7 separate regions of the Homo sapiens genome follow, and all the other regions are linked to region 5. The links are chromatin contacts, found by Hi-C or POLR2A ChIA-PET in ENCODE. All regions are on one chromosome and are shown on one strand. The core of a region is the stretch at or near the end of the contact, and the rest is flanking DNA. Distances in the headings are between cores, read along the strand shown. Region 1 overlaps TMEM120B (transmembrane protein 120B). Region 2 holds the start of RHOF (ras homolog family member F, filopodia associated). Region 3 holds the start of OASL (2'-5'-oligoadenylate synthetase like). Region 4 holds the start of C12orf43 (chromosome 12 open reading frame 43). Region 5 holds the start of ANAPC5 (anaphase promoting complex subunit 5). Region 6 overlaps HPD (4-hydroxyphenylpyruvate dioxygenase). Region 7 holds the start of MORN3 (MORN repeat containing 3).

Region 1 (3,008 bases), core at 326-2,825, 420 kb before region 5:
ACACTGACAGACACCCCCAAAATGAAATGCAGGCACCCGAGGCCAGGGCAGAGCTAGGTCAGTTCTGGCTCCTGCCTTGGCATCCCTGGGCCCAGAGGCTGCCCCGGCCCCAGGATGCTGTGGGCCCCAGCATGGGGACGGATGGAGAAGGAGGGCAAGGCCTGAAGACCTTCTGTTCCTGGGGGTCAGCCCAGACAGGAGATACCCACAAACTCCAGGGGGACTCACATGGCCACAGAAGAGGAAGGGCAGGAGAAAGGTGAGGCCCCGCCACATCCAGGACTGGAACCCTTCTGTGGAGAGGAGGGAAGAAAAAGGACCCGCTGAGGGGGTCCGCTGCCCCCACAGCTCCACCAGACGCCCACCCCCAGCCACACCAGTCACCCTAAGATGAGCCAGGGACAGTCACACATGCGGGGGGTCAGCCCTCACCTGTCATAGCTGGGTGGGCATTCACTATGACAATAGCAACCCTGTCACCTGGCCTGACTGCTCTCTCTCTTCAAGCCACCAAGAGCCAGGTGACAACACACAGACACTGGGCGCTATGTTGTTACTAATTTCTTTAATCTGCACAGGGTTTTGCATTTTATAATGAATTTTCACATGCATTAGTTCTATCGAGTCTTGAGACAGGAGGACCTACTTAGGAGAGTAATTTGATGGAAATGACTATGTCAAAAGACAGCAGAGTTGGCCAGGTGCAGTGGCCCACGCCTATAATCCCAGCACGTTGGGAGGCCAAGGTGGGCAGATCACTTGAGGCCAGCAGTTTGAGACCAGCCTGGCCAACAAGGTGAAACCCCATTTCTACTAAAAATACAAAAATTAGCCGGGCGTGGTGGCACATGCCTGTAATCCCAGCTACTCAGGAGGCTGAGGCGGGAGAATCACTTGAACCCGGGAGGCGGAGGTTGCAGTGAATAGAGATCGTGCCACTGCAATGCAGCCTGGGCAAGAGTGAGACTCCGTCTCAAAAAAAAAAAAAAAAAAAAAAAAGATAGCAGAGTTGTATTAAAAACAGTTTCCCCTGAAATTCTCAATGAGGTGTCTCCTCACTTTTCTGGCTGGCACTCCTATGGCTTCAGAGTGAGGCATGTCTCCCCCGTGTACATGCATTTATATACTTATACGTGTTGGTATGTAGACATGTTACACACAAATGGCTAATTTGTGTGTGTGTATTCTAGAACACACACAAAAAAATAGACACTTCCAGAGGCTGAGACAGAGGCCCTGCCCTCGGGGCCTGGTATGCAGCTGGCCTGGCACTTGGCAGCTGAAACAGAATCCAGGATGAATTCTGGAAGGCGCTTCGGATAAAGGGCAGCGGCCTGGCTCCGCTGTATGGGAGGTGCTCGCAGGGCTGCACTCCCGGTGTGGGGAGCTGGCAGGTCCAGTACCTGCCCCGGCTCCAACCCAGGCCCAGCTACTCACCCACTGTGAGATCCAGGTGGTTCCTCTCCCCCAGGGCCCGCAGCCGGTAGAGGCAGCCCCTCTGGTAATAATATTGCAGGAACTGGACGCAGCCTGCAGGGGGAGCACAGCACCTGGGCTCAGGGCCTGGTGTCCCCGGAAGACAGGGCCACACCTCTCTGCCCCAAGCACAGGCTGATGGGTCTTTACTGGGCAGAAGCAGAAAGGGTGCCCTGGTTACAACCCTCTCCCACGCCCACACACCACAAACAGACACACACACTCTGGTCTGAACCTGCTTTAGCCCTTATCCAGAACACAGAGAGAACACAGGTATGTGAGGACCCATCTAAGCCCCAACTAGATTTGAAACTTCTGGAATTTTCCATGCAGTAGACACTCAATAGATGCTTGCTGGAATGCAAGCTATGCCAGTGCTATGTTGGGAGCTCTGTGCAATGCTAAGACACAAGACAGAGTTCCATCCAATGGGATACTTCGTTGTTGCTAAAAATGAGGTGGTAATGACATGAAAAATAGCCATGATAAACTGTTAAAAATTCAAAAGGCAGGTTATAATAGTAAAGCTCTATGTACAGAAAGGTCCCATACTTGTAAAAGATACATAATGTAATACACACATGTATATACCTATTTATGAATAAAAACTTTTGAGAGGACATAGATCTTAACTAACGTCACCTCTAGGGTGGGCTGATATACAATTTCCATTCTTGGCTTTATACATTTGTATTTGTTTGCAAGCAGGTTTTAACTTAAAATGTAGGTTGTAGTATCTGAAAAGTCAATACAGCCAGGCGTGATGGCTCATGCCTGTAATCCCAACACTTTGGGAAGCCAAGGCAGGCAGATCCCTTGAGGCCAGGAGTTCAAGACCAGCCTGGCCAACTGGTGAAATCTCATCTCTACCAAAATACAAAAAGTAACCAGGCATGGTGGCAGGCACCTGTAATCCCAGCTACTTGGCAGGAGAATCGCTTGAACCGGGAGGTGGAGGTTGCAGTGAGCCGAGATCACAACACCGCACTCCAGCCTGGGTGACAGACAGAAACTCCATCTCAAAAAAAAAAAAAAAGAAAGAAACGGTACGGCGTGGTGGCTCATGCCTGTAATCCCAACACTTTGGGTGGCAGAGGTGGGTGGACCACCTGAGGTCAGGAGTTCCAGACCACCCTGACCAACATGGTGAAATCTCATCTTTATTAAAAATAAAAAAAATTAGCTGGGCGTGGTGGTGCGCACCTGTAGTCCCAGCCACCCGGGAGGCTGAGGCAGAAGAATCGTTTGAACCCAGGAGGCGGAGGTTGCAGTGAGCCAAGATCGCGCCACTGCACTCCAGCCTGGGCAACAGAGCAAGACTCCATCAGAAAGAAAGAAAGAAAGAGAGAAAGAGAGAGAGAGAGAAAGAGAGAAAGAGAGAGAGAGAGAAAGAGAAAGAAAGAAAAAGAAAGGAAGAAAAAGAAAGAAAGAAAGAGAAAGAAAGAAAGGGAAAGAAAGGCAATACACACATGGGATAAAATTTAAAGGGAACAAACAGGTTGGTGAAAAGTAAGACGCTCTCCCTGTCCCCA
Region 2 (3,004 bases), core at 434-2,933, 440 kb before region 5:
GTTCCCCTGCTTCCAACCTCCATTGCACTGCTTCCCCTAAGACTGTGACCTCCTGGAAGGCTGGAGCACAACTGCCTCTCAATAAACGTGTTGCAAAAAAGGAATGGATGAGTTGCTGTGCATTTGTCTAGGGGGTGCTTGACCCAGGAGATTACCCTTTGCCCAGTGCCTGAAGAGGGCGTCCACTGAGAACCTGGGGTGCCTCCCCGGCCTCCCCTTCCCAGCTCTGCTGTGGTCTTGGGATTCTGTGGGCGGTCGCTGCTGCCCTCTGGTGGTCAGACCGTGCCTTGCTTGCACTGTGAGAACCTTGACCATGGAACTGCCAGGTTGGCGGTTTTCCTCCACGAAGTGAGGTTTACATGACCCTTGCCGAGACCTTGAAAACTGGGAGTCTTCGGGGTGGGGTCGCCAGCAAAAAGATCCTGAGTCCTGCCAGCCCCTATCTGAGGAAACTACGAAGGCCACTTGCCCCCAACCATGCTGCTGTTGGGGGTTTTGTTAGAAATGGGCTCTTCCTACCCCAGCTGGTAGGATCCCACTCTCGGCCATGCTCTCGTGCCTGTCTGCCGTGGACCGGCTCCAGGGGGGGGTCCCTCTGCCACCCTGTCGACTCATCTGGGTGGTGCAGAGGGCAGTCAGCCCGCCCAGGGTGAGGAGTAAGAGGAGGGGTGGGGGTTACGGGTAATTCAGCCAGCAGCCCTGATAGCACTGCCTACAGTAAGTGCTCAACAAATAAGCTGTTTTGATCAGGGGATGGGAGAGTTGGGGGGATTCCTGGGATGAAGGACATGTGGCTGCTGGCAAGGAAACGCATTTTCTTACATTTCTTGGTGGGTGTGGGGTTATCAGTCTCCAAAGCTCCAGGAGAGGGACCAAGTTGACTTCAACTAGAGCTACTCCAACCTGCCCCTCCCTGACGACGTCTTGCGTGGTTCACGCCTCTGGCTCCTGCCGGAAGGAGGCGGCCGCCCCTAGTGGTTTCGGGCCAACCTGCGCCCGGAGCGGCCGGCGCCGAGGCGATTGCCCGGCAGAGGGCGTCAGACGTCCACCCTGCAGCCCAGGGTCGGGGTGCGGGTAAGCGGAGCCCAGTCCCTCACCCCGAACCCGCGTGCACGCTGGCGTCCCTGGCCCAGGCGAGGTGGGCAGACATGACTCTCGCGTCAGCATCTTCCCTGGTGCCACCGCCGCTACCTCCTGTGGGGAAGCTGAGGCCAGAGGCGGACATGTGCCAAGCCACACCGCTGGGGCAGTGCAAAGTTGAGGGGCTCTTCCCGGAGCTGGAGGCCGGGGGCTTCTCGAACCCGGTGCGGAGGCACAGCCAGCCAATCCGGGAGACCCTGTCTGGCCGCGCCAGCCAATCAGAGGGTCCCTGCCGAAGGCGGAGCCTGCTAATCAGGGGCACCTGGAGTCGCTGGGCAGCCACGATCGGGTCTCGCCGGCGAGGGGCGCGACGTGACGCGCGGAGGGTGGCGGTGGGTTGGGGGTGGGAGCTTTGCTCGCAGCTGAGCCCCGTTTTTCCGGTGCTGCAGTATCCCTGGGACTGAGAGCTGAATACCCACACCCAGGGCTGAGACCTTAGCAGAAAGGAAACTGAGGCTGGGAGGTCGGCCGGGAGGCTGCCTGGCGGAGGCGGCGCTGCTCCGAGTGGGCGGGGCTGGTTCCGGCCCCGCCCCGCCCCCGACCTCTTGGCTCCGCTAGTGCCCGGCGCGCCGCCGCCAGTGCTGCGGGCTCCGGGCAATGGATGCCCCCGGGGCCCTGGCCCAGACCGCCGCCCCCGGTCCGGGCAGGAAGGAGCTGAAGATCGTGATCGTGGGCGACGGCGGCTGCGGCAAGACCTCGCTGCTCATGGTGTACAGCCAGGGCTCCTTCCCCGAGGTGAGGCCCGCAGCGGGGCTGGGGTGGGGGCGAGGGACGCCCCTTACCCTGAGCCCAGAGCCCCGACCCTCAGTCCCCAGCGTCCCGAGCACGGACAGGCGGCCGCCACCCCGGGGCGCCCCCTCGGGAATTCCAGAGCCCAGCGGGGTGAGGGGGGGCTGATCCGGGACGAGTGAGGGGGGTGGACAGTGGATTCAGCTGGAACTTTGGCCCCCGCCGGCCCCACTAAGGACCAACCCGACCCCCTCTCCCGCAGCACTACGCCCCATCGGTGTTCGAGAAGTACACGGCCAGCGTGACCGTTGGCAGCAAGGAGGTGACCCTGAACCTCTACGACACGGCCGGTGAGTGCGCCTGCGCGCCGGGGGGCCCGAGGGTCCGCCCGCCCGAAGGGTTTCCCCTCCCGGGCGTCCCCCACTGGGTGTCCCCGCCCTGCAGCCTTGGCAGGGCCTTGGCCGGCTCTTCACTCCTGGAGGCCGCTCAGGGGCGCTGGCTGCGGGGCCCTAGAGGCCAAGCCCTATACGTAAGTGGAAGGTGTTTGGAGGAGGAGGTGAACTCTGGGGCCACCCTCCCAGCTCTGTGCTGAGAGCCCACAGCTCGTTCCTCTCCTGTGGTTCTAGAAAGCAGTGGGCTGCTCTTGGGCCTCCCATGGTTCCAGGATTGCTGCGCTACCTGCTGTGGTCTCTGCAGACTCTGTGAGCTGCAGATTTGAGTCCCTTGGTGCTCGGATTGCCTGGGCTGTGTGTCTGGGTCCTGTGGTTCTGGGATGCTCCCGGCTGCAGATCAGCCTGTGGCTCCAGGGCTCTGTGGCCTGCGCTCTGCAGCCTGAGGCTCTGGGGTCCTGTGGATGCGAGTTCTGTGTCTGCAGCTCCCAGGATTCCACGGCTTGCAGTTGGTGGTTCTGGAATTGCGTGGCTACAATTACTTCTGTGCTTTCCTAGTTCCCTGGGACAAAACCAGACAGTGTAGAAAATGAACTGAGGAAGGAACAGAGCACTGGGGGCAGGGGCCCCACACCAGGCTCTGCCTGCCACCTGCAGGCCCCCACGGGTGGTTTACGGATTTATGTGCAATTGCTTGGGAGTCGGTGTTGTGAGGGGTGGGGACAGGAGAAACAGTCAGTGGGAGG
Region 3 (2,841 bases), core at 44-2,543, 310 kb after region 5:
CGCGGTGGCGGGCTCCTGTAATCCCAGCTCCTTGGGAGGCTGAGGCACAAGAATCGCCTGAACCTGGGAGGCAGAGGTTGCAGTGAGCCGAGATTGTGTCACTGAACTCCAGCCTGGGCGAGACAGTGAGACTCCATCTCAAAAATAAACAAATAAATAAAAATAAAATTAAAATGTGGAAGTTGCCAGAGTAAAAACATTTAAACGCTGGCTGAAATCACCAAGGGAGTAAGTCTAGAACAAGAAGAGAAAAGGACCCAGGACTAAGCCCTGGAGCACTTAATATTATTCAGAGTTTGGGAAGTTGCAGGTGTCCAGCTATGTTGCCCAGGCTGGTCTTGAACTCCTGGCCTCAAGTGATCCTCTCACCTTGGCCTCCCAAAGTGCTGGGACTACAAGCATGAGCCACCATGCCCAGCCCGGATCCCCAGTCTTTAAGATTCCTCTCAAGCAGGTGTCTGCTAACACCAAATGAAACTCATCTGCCGGCTTCATGTTTTCATGCTTTTTTCCTACTTAACTCATCGCACTGGACTTTTGCAGTCTCTTTTTTCTGTGTCTCCTCCACCGTTCTGGGAGTCCCCTTGGAACAGGAACCTCATCTTATTTTGTCTTCTTGGCTCAATGCATGAACTTCTTGGTTCAGTGCGTGAATCATAATACCTGTTAAACCCACTCTATGGGCCGGGCGCGGTGGCTCACGCTGTAATCCTAGCACTGTGGGAGGCCGAGGTGGGCGGATCATTTGAGGTCAGGAGTTTGAGACCAGCCTGACCAAAATGGTGAGACCCCCGTCTCTACTAAAAATACAAAAAAAAAATTAGCCGGGCGTGGTGGCACATGTCTGTAGTCCCAGCTACTAGGGAGGCTGAGGCAGGAGAATCGCTTGAACCCGTGAGGCAGAGGTTGTAGTGAGCTGAGATTGCACCACTGCACTCCAGCCTGGGCAACAGAGCAAGACCCGGCCAAAAAAAAAAAAAAACAAAAAAACAAAAAAACCCACTCTATGAATAGTGAGGGTCAAAGAGGTTAGAGTCTGGCACAGGTAGACTAGAATTCCCAGTCTGTTCTCTTGGGCTCCAGATTCTCACTCCACCACCTGAACACTAGTGAGTCCCTTCCGTTCCCAAGCCTCAATTTCCTTAGACAGATGTAAGCAGTTGAATTGACTAACAACTATCCAACCCCAACCTACTGGGCAAGTTGCCTCCTTTGGGGTCAAACACTATCCAACTTCAGTTTCCCAACGTCATAAAGGAGAACTCTAAAAGTTGAGAATCGAAACTGATGACAGATTGACTAGACGGCCAGCCTGTTAAGGTGGCCCCAGATATTCCAGCCTCAGCCCAGAGTCCTCCTGTGCCCCTACTGCAGCAAGGGTGTCTCCAAGAAGGGGGACCTGGAGTCAGCCCGTCACACCTGGTTTCCTCTCTGCTAGGGTCCCTCCTCCCACAGAGCACTGGAGGGCAGCTGAGGAGGAGCTACCTTAAAAAAGGAGGTGTGTGCCAGGGAGCTGGGTAGGAGCCTGGCTATATATCTGCCCAGCAGCGGTACTCTCGGGACAGAGATGGCACTGATGCAGGAACTGTATAGCACACCAGCCTCCAGGCTGGACTCCTTCGTGGCTCAGTGGCTGCAGCCCCACCGGGAGTGGAAGGAAGAGGTGCTAGACGCTGTGCGGACCGTGGAGGAGTTTCTGAGGCAGGAGCATTTCCAGGGGAAGCGTGGGCTGGACCAGGATGTGCGGGTGCTGAAGGTAGTCAAGGTAAGACTGGGCTCCTCCAGCCCCCACGCAAGACAAAACCCAGTATCAGAGTCCACGTCCCTGGGGATGCTGGGGACCCCTGTCCTCCTTATCCCTAGCCCATGCTGATGACATCTCAGAATACCCCATCCCACCTAGCTGTCTACACCCCACTGCACCACTGCCTTGAGTAGAATGAGTCTAGTAATAATAGCTCACATTTGGGGGCTCACTGGACTAACCTCTTAACATACACTATCTCTAATTCTTGCACTCTGTGAGATAGGTACTATTCTTTGCCCAGTTTACAGATTAGCAAATGGAGGCTCAGAACCAATACAATGCGAGGTCCTTGGTTGGATCCTAGTGTGAATGAACCATCTGTAAAATATAGTTTGGGGACAACTGGCCTAGATATCAGATAGTACATATATCTGATATGGGAAATCATTGTTGATTTTGTTAGGTGTAACAGTAGTTTTGTGGTTATCAGAAGGTTGTCTTTTGTTTGGACACGAACACTGAAGTATTTTAGGGACAAAGTTCCTTGGTGCCTATAATTTACTTTAACGTGGCTTAGATTAAGCACATGTAGCCAGGAATTTAGACTTGTTGAATCAACTAGTTGGGTATATGAGTGTTAGTTGTATCATCTATTTTTCTATGTGTTTTAACTTTTTGATAATAAAATGACTTTTTTTTTTTTTAGAGACAGGGTCTCGCTCTGTCACCCAGGCTGGAGTGCAGTGGCACAATCACCACTCACTGTAGCCTCAATCTCCCTGAGCTCAGGTGATCCTCAGCCTCCTAAATAGCTTGGGATTACAGGCATGCACCACCATGCTCAGCTAATTTTTGTATTTTTTGTAGAGATAGGGTTTCACCAATGTTGCCCATGCTGGTCTCGAACTCCTGGGATCAAGAATATGCCCACCTTGGCCTCCCAAAGTGCTGGGATTACAGGTGTGAGCCACCATGTCTGGCCGGCCAATAAAATGATTTTTGTTTTTGTTTTTTTTTTTTTGAGACAGAGTCTTGCTCTGTCACCAGGCTGGAGTGCAGTGGCACGATCTCAGCTCACTGCAACCTCTGCCTCC
Region 4 (3,000 bases), core at 136-2,635, 340 kb after region 5:
TGTCTTTTCTCGTTGCCACAACCTCTTTTAATGTGCCTATAGTCCACTATAGCATGCATATCTCAAATTGCAATTCCTTGCAATTCTGGAATAAACGCTTTATTTTGGAGAGTCAGTCTCTCTGTTATTTATTTTATGGTGTCAATTTTAACATATGAATTTTGGAGGAACACATTCAGACCATATCAGTCACCTTCCTCTTCTTTGAAATAGAAAAAGCTCAAGGCCAGAGAGTTTATTTTAGTAAAGTTTTGACATACCTGTCTTCAAAGATAAAACATGAAACAGCATTCCACACACAAAAGTAAAGTGATTTTGTTCATCCTTCACTGTGAGGTATTTTAACCACAGAGATTCTAATTTTTTGGTCTTGGATGGGTCCTGGGAGTCAGTATTGCCTGGCTAATTTTTGTATTTTTAGTAGAGATGGGGTTTCACCATGTTGGTCAGGCTAGTCTCGAACTCCTGACCTCATGATCTGCCCGCCTCGGCCTCACAAAGTGTTGGGATTACAGATGTGAGCCACCGTGCCCGGACAGGATTCTGCATTTCTCTTTTTTTTTTTTCGAGACAGAGTCTCAGTCTGTTGCCCAGGCTGGAGTGCAGTGGCACGATCTTGGCTCACCTCAACCTCCACCTCCCAGGTTCAAGTGATTTTCCTGCCTCAGCCTCCTGAGTAGCTGGGACTACAGGTGCGTGCCACCATGCCCAGCTAATTTTTGTATTTTTAGTAGAGATGGGGTTTCACTATGTTGGCCAGGCTGGTCTCGAACTCCTGACCTTGTGATCTGCCTGCCTCAGCCCCCCAAAGTGTTGGGATTACAGGCGTGAGCCACCGTGCCCAGCCTGGATTCTGCATTTCTAACGAGCTCCCAGGTGTTACCAATGCTGCTGGCTCATGGACTACACTCTTAAGTAGTAAGGCCCTAGGCTATTAAAGGAAATACAGATTCCTGGATTCCACCTATCAGAGATTCTGATTCTGTTAGTATTTTCTGTGAGACCCAAAAGTCTGCAGTTTAACCAGCTCTCTAAGGTGTTTCTTAGGCCCAGCTGGACTGGGAAATTACTAGAATAAATGACATGGAATCAAAACCTGGGAACTAATCCTGGGTCTGTCATTAACTCCTTAGGAGATTCCCATCCCCTCTGGAGATCTGTCATCAAGAAATGATTGGAGAAGTTAATCTCTTAGGCCCTTCTAGCTCTTGCCTTTGAGAACCGCCCACCTCCCCATTCCCACCTGGTATCCCCAACCCAGTACAGTTCATGGCCAATGGCGGTCCAAGTCTTGGAACTACAATCCCCACAATGCCTCGCGCCTCTCCTCTCACGTGACGTCATGAAGGAGGCTTGATAACGGCGGTGTTCTCCACAATCCTTTGCGGTGGTTCAAGATGGCGGCGCCCAGTGGCACAGTGAGCGATTCGGAAAGTAGTAACAGCAGTAGCGATGCGGAGGAGCTGGAGCGGTGCCGCGAGGCGGCAATGCCGGCTTGGGGCTTGGAGCAACGCCCGCACGTGGCAGGGAAGCCAAGAGCCGGTAGGGTACTATGTTTGGGGAGACTGGCTGAGGGGCGTGGGATCTTCCCCTGGAGCCTGAGAGGATGGATGGTGAGGAGAGAGTCACTGGGACTCGGCTTCCTTCCCCGAGAGACCTCCAGGGACTGGGTGTAGTGCAGATTGAAAGCATGGGCAGGTGCAGTAGGGAGGGTATTTCATTATTCCAGTCGGGGAAGCTGAGGTACCCAAATGTCTTTTGATTCTGCCTCCTTGGGTCTATCCTCACTGCCCCACACTGGGAAGGCTGCCGTCTCTTCGAGATAACTGCAACAGCCCCCTCCCGGTATTCTCGCACCCAGCCTTTCCCCACCTCCAACACATTCTCCCACCCTGGAGGTTGTTGCCAAGAGCAGTGCCCAGCACATCACTCTGACCGTGACTCCCTAGTGCCCTGGGAATAAATACAGAGCCCCGCAACATCAAGGGGCCTAATCATGGATAGAACCCAAGGGTTCTTGAATTTGGAATGAAAACATGTTGCATCTTTGCTTTCTATTCATCTCTGACTGAATTTTAGCATCTCTTTCCGTCTTGCAAGCACTAAGCCACAGTAGTTCTGGCAATGCCGTTACTTTATCCCAACAGAAGTCACAGATTTTCATATCTCATTACAATCTTTGCAGATACAGATATCAATATATCATTTTATTGATAAAAAGATATTGGGGAAAAAAGTCATTTACACTCATCCCTGATTTAAAATGTGCCACTCTAATTTTTAGACCCATCTCTATATCTAAGATGTAAGAAGCACATACATCACAAGTTTGGTTGTTTACTATCATGATAATTAAATTTCGGTATCATTGGTTTTCTTTGTAATCCTGTATGTTGCATTTCATGCATTTAAAACATTGCTCTGAGAAGAGAACCGGGCTTCACCAGGCTGTTAGAGAAGGCTATGGCAAAGCAAGGTTAAGAACCGCTGGATTTGTTTAAAAGGACTTACAAGCCCTTTGGTGATCCATTGCCTTCCTCTCCCTTCCTTCCCTCCTGCCATACTGCACTTCCTGTAGGTAGCTTCCAGACCATAGTCTGCCCCTCTCACCCCCTAGTACCATAACCACAGTTTTCTCTGCAAGTTCTATTTACAGATCTGCCTTTCCATCTCATTAGCGGTGGGAACTTGAGCAAAGTACTTAAATCTCACTGTACCTAAATTTCCTCATCTGTACAGTGCGGGTAGTGATAGTACCCACCCCATAAGGTTGAGAAGTAACTGAGATAATGCAATCTACAGTGCTTGGCACATCTTAAAGGCCCAATACATGGTGGCAAATATGTGGTTGGTCTTTCCACATGGACTGCTTTCCTCCTCCTGCCTAATTCTCGCTCTTTTTTTTTTCAAAACTAGGACTCAGTCTGTTACCGAGGCTGACACAATCATGGCTCACTGCAACCTCGACCTCCCCCTACTCAGATGATCCTCCCACCTCAG
Region 5 (3,054 bases), core at 540-3,039:
CGGGCCAACATGGTGAAACCCCATCTCTACAAACAATACAAAAATTAGCCGGGCGTGGTGGTGCGTGCCTGTAGTTCCAGCTACTCGGGAGGCTGAGGCAGGAGAATTGCTTGAACCCGGGAGGTAGAGATTGTAGTGAGCCGAAATCGAGCGACTGTACTCCAGACTGGGCGACAGAGCAAGACTCCGTATCGGGAAAAAAAAAAAAAAAAAATTAGCCATGCATGGTGGCACAAGCCTGTAGTCTCAACTACTCGTGAGGCTGAGGTGGGAGGATTGCTTGAGCCTGGCATTCCTGAGGGCGAGGGGGTCTCCTGCCCTGCTCATGTCTAATTACCTACTTTAACTGGAGGCTGAGGTTGCAGTGAGCCGTGAGCGTGCCACTGCAGTCCAGCCTCGGTAGCAGAATGAGAGAGAGAGAAAGTATAATTTAAACAAACATAAAAATGGGCACAAGGCAGGCCGGGCGCGGTGGCTCACGCCTGTAATCCCAGCACTTTGGGAGGCCGAGGCGGGAGGATCACGAGGTCAGGAGATTGAGACCATCCTGGCTAACACGGTGACACCCCGTCTCTACTAAAAATACAAAAAATTAGCCGGGCGTGGTGGCCGATGCCTGTAGTCCCAGCTACTCGGTAGGCTGAAGCAGGAGAATGGCGTGAACCAGGGAGGTAGAGCTTGCAGTGAGCAGAGATCGCGCCACTGCACTCCAGCCTGGGCGACAGAGGAGACTCCGTCTCAAAACAAAACAAAACAAAACAAAAGGCACAAGGCACAGTGTGTGCATGTGGATAGCCAAAGTTGAATGGTATGTGGTTTTTCTTTCAAGGGACATAAAGACTAATAGGGATACCAGATCATTAATAATAATTCAGGGTATAGAGAACTAAGTGTCTTGGGAGAGGTACAGATGAACGGAAGGGGAATTGTGAAAAATCAGGTTCAAAATGTTGGCTGGGGATTGCTTTTGGAGGGCTTTGAAATGCAGAGTATAGATTTTGTAGTTTATTAGGTAGGAAACTGACTCAGCACATGGAGGTGATGTTGCTAATGTTCTATTTCACGTAAGGATACACGACCACTGGCAACCTGATCTGGCTGTCTGCAAATGGCATTTGTGAAACGCTGAAGAAAAATCTCATGTTCCTATCTTTAAAAAGACAGAGTTAAACTCCTAAACATTTGAGTTTAAAAGTAACATAATAAATACATACTTTAAGGGTGCAAATTTAATTTCGGTACTTTTAAACACAATCATTTAAACATTCTATTTGAACTATTTTCAAATTACATGAACAAGCCAGGCGCGCTGCCTGTAGTCCCAGCTTCTCGGGAAGGCGGGAGGATCGCTCGAGCCCAGGATTTGGGAGGGTGCAGTGCTCTTTGAGGGCGTCTACGAATAACCACTGCCCTCCAGTCTTGGTAACATAGCGAGATATCGTCTCAAACAACAACAACGACAACCACCACCACCACCACCAACAACAACAACCAACAACAAAAAAACCACTTTGGGAGCTCCTCAGTCCCTTCAGCCCCGACCCCAAGCATCGACTTCCCCTCCCATCCGGTCCCTGTCCACGTAGCCTGGGAACCTGCTCCCACTCGGCAAAAGTTTCTGTAGGGAGTCAGTCTTTTGGTGCACCCCTCCCCGCACTCTTGTACATTCTGACTGGCTGTCGCTCTCCCATGTGCTCTGACAGACTGCTCTGATTGGTTAACAAATGCCGCGAGCACGCGGATGTCTGTTTCCTGGGATATTGTGAGGGCGGGCGGAGATGTAGACCCGGTAGTGTTGTGCCTTGTGGTGACAACTGGCGGCAGCGCGCCGCGGGCCCGAGACTTAGTCTCGGGCCGCCATGGCCAGCGTCCACGAGAGCCTCTACTTCAATCCCATGATGACCAATGGGGTTGTGCACGCCAATGTGTTCGGCATCAAGGACTGGGTGACGCCGTACAAGATCGCGGTGCTGGTGCTGCTGAACGAGATGAGCCGCACAGGCGAGGGCGCCGTCAGCCTCATGGAGCGGCGGAGGCTCAACCAGCTGCTCCTGCCCCTGCTGCAGGTGAGAGGCGCCCGCTGGCTCCTGCTCGTGCAGCAAACTTTTACTGAGCATCTGCTCTGTGCGGAACCCTGGGCTTGGGGACACTCGTGTCCATCAGATACTCTCCCTGCCTGGAGGAACGTGAAGAAATAAAGATAGCTACTACCGGTAGCTAACACGTACTGAGCGTTTACGGTGGGCCAGGCGCTTTACATGCATTTTTTTTTTTTGCAAGTTCATGTCTGGCTCCAGTATTTATTAGCTGAGAGTTAGAGTCTCAGATCCTGTATCTTCTTTAAAATGGGGCTATACAATAGAGCGTTGGAGACACAGGGATAAGTCATACAGGCTCCCTATCCTAGAGGACCGTAATAAACAGTAAAAATGCCATAAAACCGGGCCGGGCGCAGTGGCTCACGCCTATAATCTCCGCACTTTGGGAGGGTAAGGCGGGTGGATCACGAGGTCAGGAGTTCGAGACCAGCCTGACCAACGTAGTGAAACCCCGTCTCTACTAAAAACACAAAAAATTAGCTGGACGTGGTGGCGGGCACCTGTAATTTCAGCTACTCGGGAGGCTGAGGCAGGAGAATCGCTAGAACCTGGGAAGCGGAGGTTGCAGTGAGCCGAGATCGCGCCACTGCACTCCAGCTTGGGCGACAGTGCAAGACTCCGTTTCAAAAAAAAAAAAGGCATAAAGCCAAGGACGAGCACTGATTGAATACTTAACTGTGTGCTAAGCACTTTACTTAAAATTTGTTTTAAATTATTATTATTTTTTTGAGACAGGGTCTCGCTTTGTCGCCCAGGCTGGAGTGCAGTAGTGTGATCGCGGCTCACTGCAGCCTCGACCTCTCAGGCTCAGGTGATCCTCCCACCTCAGCCTCCCAAGTAGCTGGGAGTACAGGCGCGGGTCACTACGCCCAGCTAATTTTTTTGCATTTTTTGTAGAGACGGGATTTTGCCATGTTACCCAGGCTGGCCGGGAACTCCTGGACTCAAGCAATCC
Region 6 (3,129 bases), core at 444-2,943, 490 kb before region 5:
TCCCAGGCTGGGGTGCAGTGGTGCGATCTTGGCCCATTGCAACCTCCAGCCTCCTGGGTTCAAGCAATTCTCCTGCCTCAGCCTCCCCAGTAGCTGGGATTATAGGCGCCCGCCACCACGCCCAGCTAATTTTTTTTTTTTTTTTTTTGAGACAGAGTCTTGCTCTGTTGCCCAGGCTGGAGAGCAGTGGCCGATCTTGGCTCACTGCAACCTCCACTTCCCGGGTTCAAGCGATTCTCCTGCCTCTGCCTCCTGAGTAGCTGGGATAACAGGCGTGTGCCACCATGCCCAGCCAATTTATTTTTATTTTTATTTTTAGTAGAGATGGGGTTTCACCATGTTGGCCAGGCTGGTCTCGAACTCCTGACCTCGGGTGATTCACTCACCTCAGCCTCCCAGAGTGCTGGGATTACAGGCGTGAGCCACCTTGCCCAGCCTAATTTTTGTATTTTTTTTTGTAGTGACTGGGTTTCCCCATGTTGGCCAGGCTGGTCTCGAACTGAGCTCAGGTGATCCACCTGCCTCGGCCTCCCAAAGTGAGCCACCATGCCTGGCCACCCCCTTTTTTTTTTTTAATCCGTATTTTAAGGAAGCAACACTATATGTTTAACTTTTTGAGAAGCTGCCAGACTGTTTTCCAAAGTGGTTGCACCATTTTACAGTCCCACCAGCAGTACATGAGGGTTCCGATTTCCACTGGAGGATTTTAAACAGGGGAATGACATGATCCGACTTTTAAAAGATCCCGCAGCAGGTCATGGTGGCTCACGCCTGTAATCCCAACACTTTGGGAGGTCGAGGTGGGTGGATCACCTGAGGTCAGGAGTTCGAGACCAGCCTGACCAATATCGTGAAACCCCGTCTTACTAAAAATACAAAAATTAGCCGGGCATGGTAGCCTGCGCCTGTAGTCCCAGCTACTCGGGAGGCTGAGACAGGAGAATCGCTTGAACCCGGAAGGCGGAGGTTTCAGTGAGCCAAGATTGCGCCACCGCACTCCAGCCTGGGTAACAGCGCAAGGCTCCGTCTCAAAAAAGAAAAAGAAAGTGTCCTGATAATGTCTGCGGGGAGGATGGATTGTAAGGATACAAGATTAGAAGCGGGCAGCAGTCTTGAATGGTGCCTTAGGAACTGTAGTAGGGGGATAGTAATAGGACAGTTTGGGGATATATTTGGAGGTGGCTGAACTGCCAGAAAAAGAGGTCATTTCCAGACTTTTGGGGTGCAGGAGCCCCTGTGGACTTTCCAAGGATCTCACCGTGCCAGCCTCCCCTAGCAGAGCCCCCTGTCTCCCGCCTAGGAGCTGAAAATCCTGGTGGACTACGACGAGAAAGGCTACCTCCTGCAGATCTTCACCAAACCGGTGCAGGACCGGCCCACGCTCTTCCTGGAAGTCATCCAGCGCCACAACCACCAGGTACTGCTTGTCCCCGGCAGGCCCGAGGGGACAGGCAGCTAGCACACTCGGTTTTCTGGGTCCTTGGCTCATCTCCTCTCTTTCCCGCCACAGGGTTTTGGAGCCGGCAACTTCAACTCACTGTTCAAGGCTTTCGAGGAGGAGCAGAACCTGCGGGGTAACCTCACCAACATGGAGACCAATGGGGTGGTGCCCGGCATGTAAGCCCCGCCCACCCCACGGAGGCCACAGCCACACAGCCACGCCCCCTGATTCTGGAACTCGCCCAACTTCCCTACTGGCTGCTCCCCTTGGGTCCCGCCCACCAGCGGACTCGGCCCCCAAGGCTCCGCCCACACTGACCACGCCCCTCGGCGGGGCCGCCCTCTGCTCCAGCCCTCCCGATTAAAGCGTGCCCCGGTCCAATACTGTGTCTGTGTTTGTGTTGCGCATAAGGCAGTAGTGCCTTATGGCAGCCAGGGGGAGGCCAGGGCGGCCGCCAGCGCCGCGGGACCGAGGAGCTGCGGGTGCCAGCGCTTTGCCAGCGGGACCACGCGGAGAGGGGAATTCTGGAACCAGGGAAGGAAGGGGACTTGCTCTGGAGGGAAAGACGGATGACACTGCTTTTGTAGAGAGATAAACGCGATTCAGACAATAAAGCAAGCGATGAGCCGGGCGTGGTGGCTCACACCTGTAATTTCAGCGCTTTGGGAGGCAGAGGTGGGAGGATCGCTTGAGGCCAGGAGTTCGAGCCCAGCCCGGTAACATAGCAAGACCCCGACCCCCCTGCGTCTACACAAATAACAAATAAAAATTAGCCTGGCGTAGTGGCGCACACCTGTGGTCCCAGCTACTCAGGAGGCTGAGGTGGGAGGATCGATTGATGGACAGAGGTCTAAGCTGCAGCGAGCCCTGATCCTGACACTGCACTCCAGCCTGGGCAAGAGTGAGACCCTGTCTCAAAAAAAAAAAAGGCAGTTGATGAGAATATGTGGAAGCGAAGATCGCAGGGGAGCTAATTTTGATAACGGAAGACCTCTCCGAGAAGGTGACATTTGGGAGCCAGCCATGGGACCATGCTCGGGAAAAGGATTCCAGGAAGAGCGAACGGAGAAAGGCCCTGAGGTGGGGTCAGAGTTTGGCAGCATCTTGTCTGCCGGCTTGATGATCTCTTTTTGTTGTTGTTGAGACGGAGTTTCGCTCTGTCCCCCAGGCTGGAGTGCAGTGGTGCGATCTCGGCTCACTGCAAGCTCCGCCTCCCGGGTTCACGCCATTCTCCTGCCTCAGCCTCCCGAGTAGCTGGGACTACAGGCGCCCGCCACCACGCCCGGCTAATTTTTTGTATTTTTAGCAGAGACGGAGTTTCACCTTGTTAGCCAGGATGGTCTCGGCCTCCCAAAGTGCTGGGATTACAGGCGTGAGCCACCGCGCCCGGCCGATGATCTCTAAAGATGAGCTGTCTTCAGTTTTGCTACCCAGAGCCCAAACCTCTGAACACAGGAGAGGGGAGAGTGTTAGACAAGGGACTCTAGGGGCAGCATCCCTGCTCATCAACTGTAGGATATGGTCCCTTGGTTCCTGGTCTCAGAGATAAAGCAGGTAGGAGGGGCCTGGTATCCCAGTCCCTGCCCTCAGCAGGGCAGTGCCCATGACCACCCACGCAGCTGCACTGCCCCAGCCTTGCCCGCAGTGAGGACTTCTTTTGGAAAGGGGCTTGTTCATACTCATAGAAG
Region 7 (3,044 bases), core at 452-2,951, 320 kb before region 5:
GGCTCATTGCAAGCTCCGCCTCCCGGGTCATGCCATTCTCCTGCCTCAGCCTCCCGAGTAGCTGGGACTACAGGCGCCCGCCACCACGCCCGGCTAATCTTTTGTATTTTTAGTAGAGACGGGGTTTCACCATGTTAGTCAGGATGGTCTCAATCTCCTGACCTCGTGATCCACCCGCCTCGGCCTCCCAAAGTGCTGGGATTACAGGCGTGAGCCACCGCGCCCAGTCTTTTTTTTTTTTTGAGACAGAGTCTCACTCTGTCTCGCCCAGGCTGGAGTGCAGTGGTGCAATCTCGGCTCACTGCAGCCTTCTCCTCCCTGGTTCAAGCGATTCTCCTGCCTCAGCCTCCCGAGTAGCTGGGATTACAGGCGCCCGCCACCACACCCAGCTAATTTTTGTATTTTTAGTACAGACAGGGTTTCGCCATGTTGGCCAGGCTGGTGTTGAACTCCTGACCTCGGGTGATCCATCCGCCTCGGCCTCCCAAAGTGCTGGGGATTACAGGCGTGAGCCACTGAGCCCGGCCTATTTTATTATTATTTTTTAAGACTGAGTCTTGCTCTGTCTCCCAACCTGTAGTGCAATGGTGCAATCTCGGCTCACTGCAACCTCCGCCTCCTGGATTCAAGCTGTTCTCATGCCTCAGCCTCCTGAGTAGCTGGGATTACAGGCGCGTACCACCAGGCCTGGCTAATTTTTGTATTTTTAGTAGAGACAAGGGTTCACCATGTTGACTAGGCTGGTCTCGAACTCCTGACCTCAGGTGATCCACCCGCCTCGGCCTCCCAAAGTGCTGGGATTACAGGCATGAGCCACTGCGCCTGGCCCTCCTTTTTTCAATATATGTATTGATTTTTTTAAAGTGAGTTAACTTATTTTTATTTTCTTCTTGAGAAAAGTTCTCACTCTGTCATCCAAGCTGGCGTGCAGCGGCATGATCTCGGCTTACTGCAACCTCTGCCAAGTGAGTTAATTTACATATAAAGATTAATAGTACATGTGATATTTGGAAATGGGAGAAGAAAAAATCCCAACGGCATAGAATTTAGGACCTGAGATTGTTTCCCCACTCCCAGCTTTTGCTCTGCCTATTTTCTTTGCCTGGAATTATTTTTCCCTACTCCTAGGTGTGATTGTCAAAATATGTAACCCATATTTTGGGTTCATATTTTGGATTCATATTTGGCTCAGTGGCTCATGCCTGTAATCCCAGCACTTGGAGAGGCTGAGGTGGATGGATCATTTGAGATCAGGAAATTGAGACCAACCTGCCCAGCATGGTGAAACCCCCGTCTCTACTAAAAATACAAAAATTAGCCAGGCGTGGTGGTGGGCGCCTGTAATACCAGCTACTTAGGAGGCTGAGGCACGAGAATCACTTGAACCCAGGAGGCAGAGGTTGTAGTAAGCCGAGATGGTGCCACTGCACTCCAGCCTGGGCAACAAAGCAAGATTCCATCTCTAAATAAATAAATAAATACATAAATAAATAAAAATATTTAGAAGACATAAAAAAAAAAATATATATATATATATATATGTATATATGACCGCCACCCCCTCCCTGGGGGCAGCTTCTCCCTGATGCCATCACAAACCCTCCTGCTCTACTGGTTTCCCTAGATTCCCAAGTAATTGTGCCATCAGACCCCCTGGGAGGGGGCCCCAGGAGAGGCAAGGGAGGGGCCAACCAAAGGTCAGTCCAGCACTAAAGGATCCCCACTAAGGGCTGTTCACCTGCCCCAGGGACTCAGAACACACATGACTCTCCCCACTTGAGCTCAGGATCCCGGCATTACACGGGGCGCGCTGAGCCCCAGATGTCCCTAACCCCTTTCCAGCACCCTCCAGCCTTGCAGAAGCAGCCACCATGCCAGTCTCTAAGTGCCCAAAAAAGTCGGAGTCCCTGTGGAAGGGGTGGGACCGGAAGGCCCAGAGGAACGGCCTGCGGAGCCAGGTATACGCTGTGAATGGCGACTACTATGTGGGCGAGTGGAAGGACAACGTGAAACACGGTGAGTGGGACTCCGGGACGGGCGGCCGGAGTGGGGTCAGAGCCACAGTGGGCAACAGGGCCAGGAAGGCAGAGTGCAGAGCTCACTGGGGACATGAGATGTGTCCCCAAGGCTCCCCCAGGGTGAGCGCTGGCCCAGGCCAGCTGGGGGCCTTCACATGCTGGGGCTTCTGAACAAACTCAGCCCTGACTTCAACTGAGTGAGGGTCTCAGGACCAGCAGTGGACAGAGGGTCTTGAGAAACTGGCCTGCCCCCGGGGCTCTGGGACCTAGGGGGCTCAGTTCCTGCCTTCTGAGACCTGGGTTAAGCACTGGGCTGGCTGGCAACAAGAAAAGCCACGCCCCTGAAGCCAGCTTGCAGTGGGGTTCTGGGCTTCGCATTCAGCTGTGATGCTCTGCAGAGGGCTGAGCGCCAGGCACAAGGGAGGACCCCCTACTCCATCCCACAAGGAGGAGCTGGGGCTCCAAGTCTGACCAGCAGGGGGCAAAGGGGTCCTGTTGATACAAACTAAATCCTGACTGGGGAAAAAAATAAAGAAAAAAGAGCTTTTATTTTAAAATGTGGCACTGCTGCTCACTCCAGTCTTGCAATTCCAGACTCTGTACTCTTTTTTTTTGAGGGGACAAGGTCTTGCTCTGTCTCAAAAAAACAGGCTGGAGTGCAGTGGTGCCTTCATAGCTCACTGCAGCCTCGAGATCCTGGGCTCAAGCAATCCTCCTGTCCAAGCCTCCTGAATTGCTGGGATTACAAGTGGGAGTCACTGTGCCTGGCTAGATTCTGTGCTCTTTTTATTTTTTTAGACGGAGTTTCACTCTTGTTGCCCACGCTGGAGTGCAATGGCACGATCTTGGCTCACCGCAACCTCTACCTCCCGAGTTCAGGCGATTCTCCTGCCTCAGCCTCCAGAGTAGCTGGGATTACAGGCATGTGCCACCACGCCTGGCTACTTTTGTATTTTTAGTAAGACGGGGTTTCTCCGTGTTGGTCAGGCTGGTCTTGAACTCCCGACCTCGAGTGATCCGCCCGCC

Evidence for each region. A loop is a pair of places that touch in the nucleus more often than their neighbours do. ChIA-PET counts read pairs that join two places held with the same protein, here RNA polymerase II (POLR2A). Pooled maps may share reads with other maps.
Region 1: a loop to region 5 is called in a pooled map, with 2.6 times the contacts of the local background. The contact joins the enhancer-like site here to the promoter of ANAPC5 in region 5. A Hi-C loop is called at or near these places in 5 of 50 pooled maps. POLR2A ChIA-PET finds 5 or more read pairs at or near these places in 5 of 52 experiments (GM12878, HepG2, Panc1 and 2 more).
Region 2: a pooled map shows a loop between it and region 5 (15-fold over the local background). The contact joins the promoter of RHOF here to the promoter of ANAPC5 in region 5. A Hi-C loop is called at or near these places in 2 of 37 single-sample maps with no recorded cell type and 11 of 50 pooled maps. POLR2A ChIA-PET finds 5 or more read pairs at or near these places in 8 of 52 experiments (Caco-2, GM12878, H1 and 5 more).
Region 3: a loop to region 5 is called in a pooled map, with 6 times the contacts of the local background. The contact joins the promoter of OASL here to the promoter of ANAPC5 in region 5. A Hi-C loop is called at or near these places in 6 of 50 pooled maps. POLR2A ChIA-PET finds 5 or more read pairs at or near these places in 2 of 52 experiments (activated T-cell and naive thymus-derived CD4-positive, alpha-beta T cell).
Region 4: a map of CD8-positive, alpha-beta T cell shows a loop between it and region 5 (4-fold over the local background). The contact joins the promoter of C12orf43 here to the promoter of ANAPC5 in region 5. A Hi-C loop is called at or near these places in 1 of 168 maps with a recorded cell type or tissue (CD8-positive, alpha-beta T cell) and 7 of 50 pooled maps. POLR2A ChIA-PET finds 5 or more read pairs at or near these places in 1 of 52 experiments (activated T-cell).
Region 6: a pooled map shows a loop between it and region 5 (9-fold over the local background). The contact joins the enhancer-like site here to the promoter of ANAPC5 in region 5. A Hi-C loop is called at or near these places in 1 of 37 single-sample maps with no recorded cell type and 7 of 50 pooled maps. POLR2A ChIA-PET finds 5 or more read pairs at or near these places in 1 of 52 experiments (HEK293T).
Region 7: a map of naive thymus-derived CD4-positive, alpha-beta T cell shows a loop between it and region 5 (6-fold over the local background). The contact joins the promoter of MORN3 here to the promoter of ANAPC5 in region 5. A Hi-C loop is called at or near these places in 1 of 168 maps with a recorded cell type or tissue (naive thymus-derived CD4-positive, alpha-beta T cell), 2 of 37 single-sample maps with no recorded cell type and 10 of 50 pooled maps. POLR2A ChIA-PET finds 5 or more read pairs at or near these places in 5 of 52 experiments (HCT116, K562, PC-3 and 2 more).

The regions. Positions count from the first base shown.
Region 1 is chr12:121,771,943-121,774,950 of GRCh38, reverse strand. It overlaps TMEM120B (transmembrane protein 120B), which reads right to left. Exons shown (of 12, transcript NM_001080825.2): 9 at 1,438-1,530; 10 at 229-293. Among named protein-coding and RNA genes, the nearest start is that of RHOF, 20 kb to the left of the region's middle. RefSeq lists a silencer at 1,620-1,669. Within about 2 kb of position 1,575, at least 14 of the 41 ENCODE cell types and tissues checked have a DNase peak (open chromatin) inside an H3K27ac peak, as active enhancers do.
Region 2 is chr12:121,792,367-121,795,370 of GRCh38, reverse strand. RHOF (ras homolog family member F, filopodia associated) reads left to right here and starts at 1,683. Exons shown (of 5, transcript NM_019034.3): 1 at 1,683-1,875; 2 at 2,132-2,219. The coding sequence starts at 1,738. LINC01089 (long intergenic non-protein coding RNA 1089) reads left to right here. Exons shown (of 4, transcript NR_152740.1): 4 at 1-104. It also overlaps a transcript of SETD1B not described here. RefSeq lists enhancers at 154-694, 1,239-1,288, 1,235-1,775, 1,781-2,612 and a silencer at 1,769-2,308.
Region 3 is chr12:121,037,698-121,040,538 of GRCh38, reverse strand. OASL (2'-5'-oligoadenylate synthetase like) reads left to right here and starts at 1,293. Exons shown (of 6, transcript NM_003733.4): 1 at 1,293-1,765. The coding sequence starts at 1,568. RefSeq lists enhancers at 1,129-1,548, 1,128-1,627, 1,628-2,129.
Region 4 is chr12:121,014,872-121,017,871 of GRCh38, reverse strand. C12orf43 (chromosome 12 open reading frame 43) reads left to right here and starts at 1,385. Exons shown (of 6, transcript NM_022895.3): 1 at 1,385-1,542. The coding sequence starts at 1,398. It also overlaps a transcript of OASL not described here. RefSeq lists a silencer at 1,289-1,482 and enhancers at 1,210-1,719, 1,691-2,206.
Region 5 is chr12:121,351,146-121,354,199 of GRCh38, reverse strand. ANAPC5 (anaphase promoting complex subunit 5) reads left to right here and starts at 1,789. Exons shown (of 17, transcript NM_016237.5): 1 at 1,789-2,066. The coding sequence starts at 1,860. RefSeq lists enhancers at 13-686, 687-1,362, 1,787-2,046, 2,039-2,714.
Region 6 is chr12:121,838,220-121,841,348 of GRCh38, reverse strand. HPD (4-hydroxyphenylpyruvate dioxygenase) reads left to right here. Exons shown (of 14, transcript NM_002150.3): 13 at 1,301-1,417; 14 at 1,511-1,822. The coding sequence ends at 1,621. Among named protein-coding and RNA genes, the nearest start is that of TIALD, 16 kb to the left of the region's middle. RefSeq lists enhancers at 490-1,159, 1,831-2,501 and a silencer at 1,669-1,868. Within about 2 kb of position 1,693, at least 16 of the 41 ENCODE cell types and tissues checked have a DNase peak (open chromatin) inside an H3K27ac peak, as active enhancers do.
Region 7 is chr12:121,668,311-121,671,354 of GRCh38, reverse strand. MORN3 (MORN repeat containing 3) reads left to right here and starts at 1,701. Exons shown (of 6, transcript NM_173855.5): 1 at 1,701-2,016. The coding sequence starts at 1,872. All of the region lies in intron 1 of LOC105370034 (a long non-coding RNA gene), which reads right to left.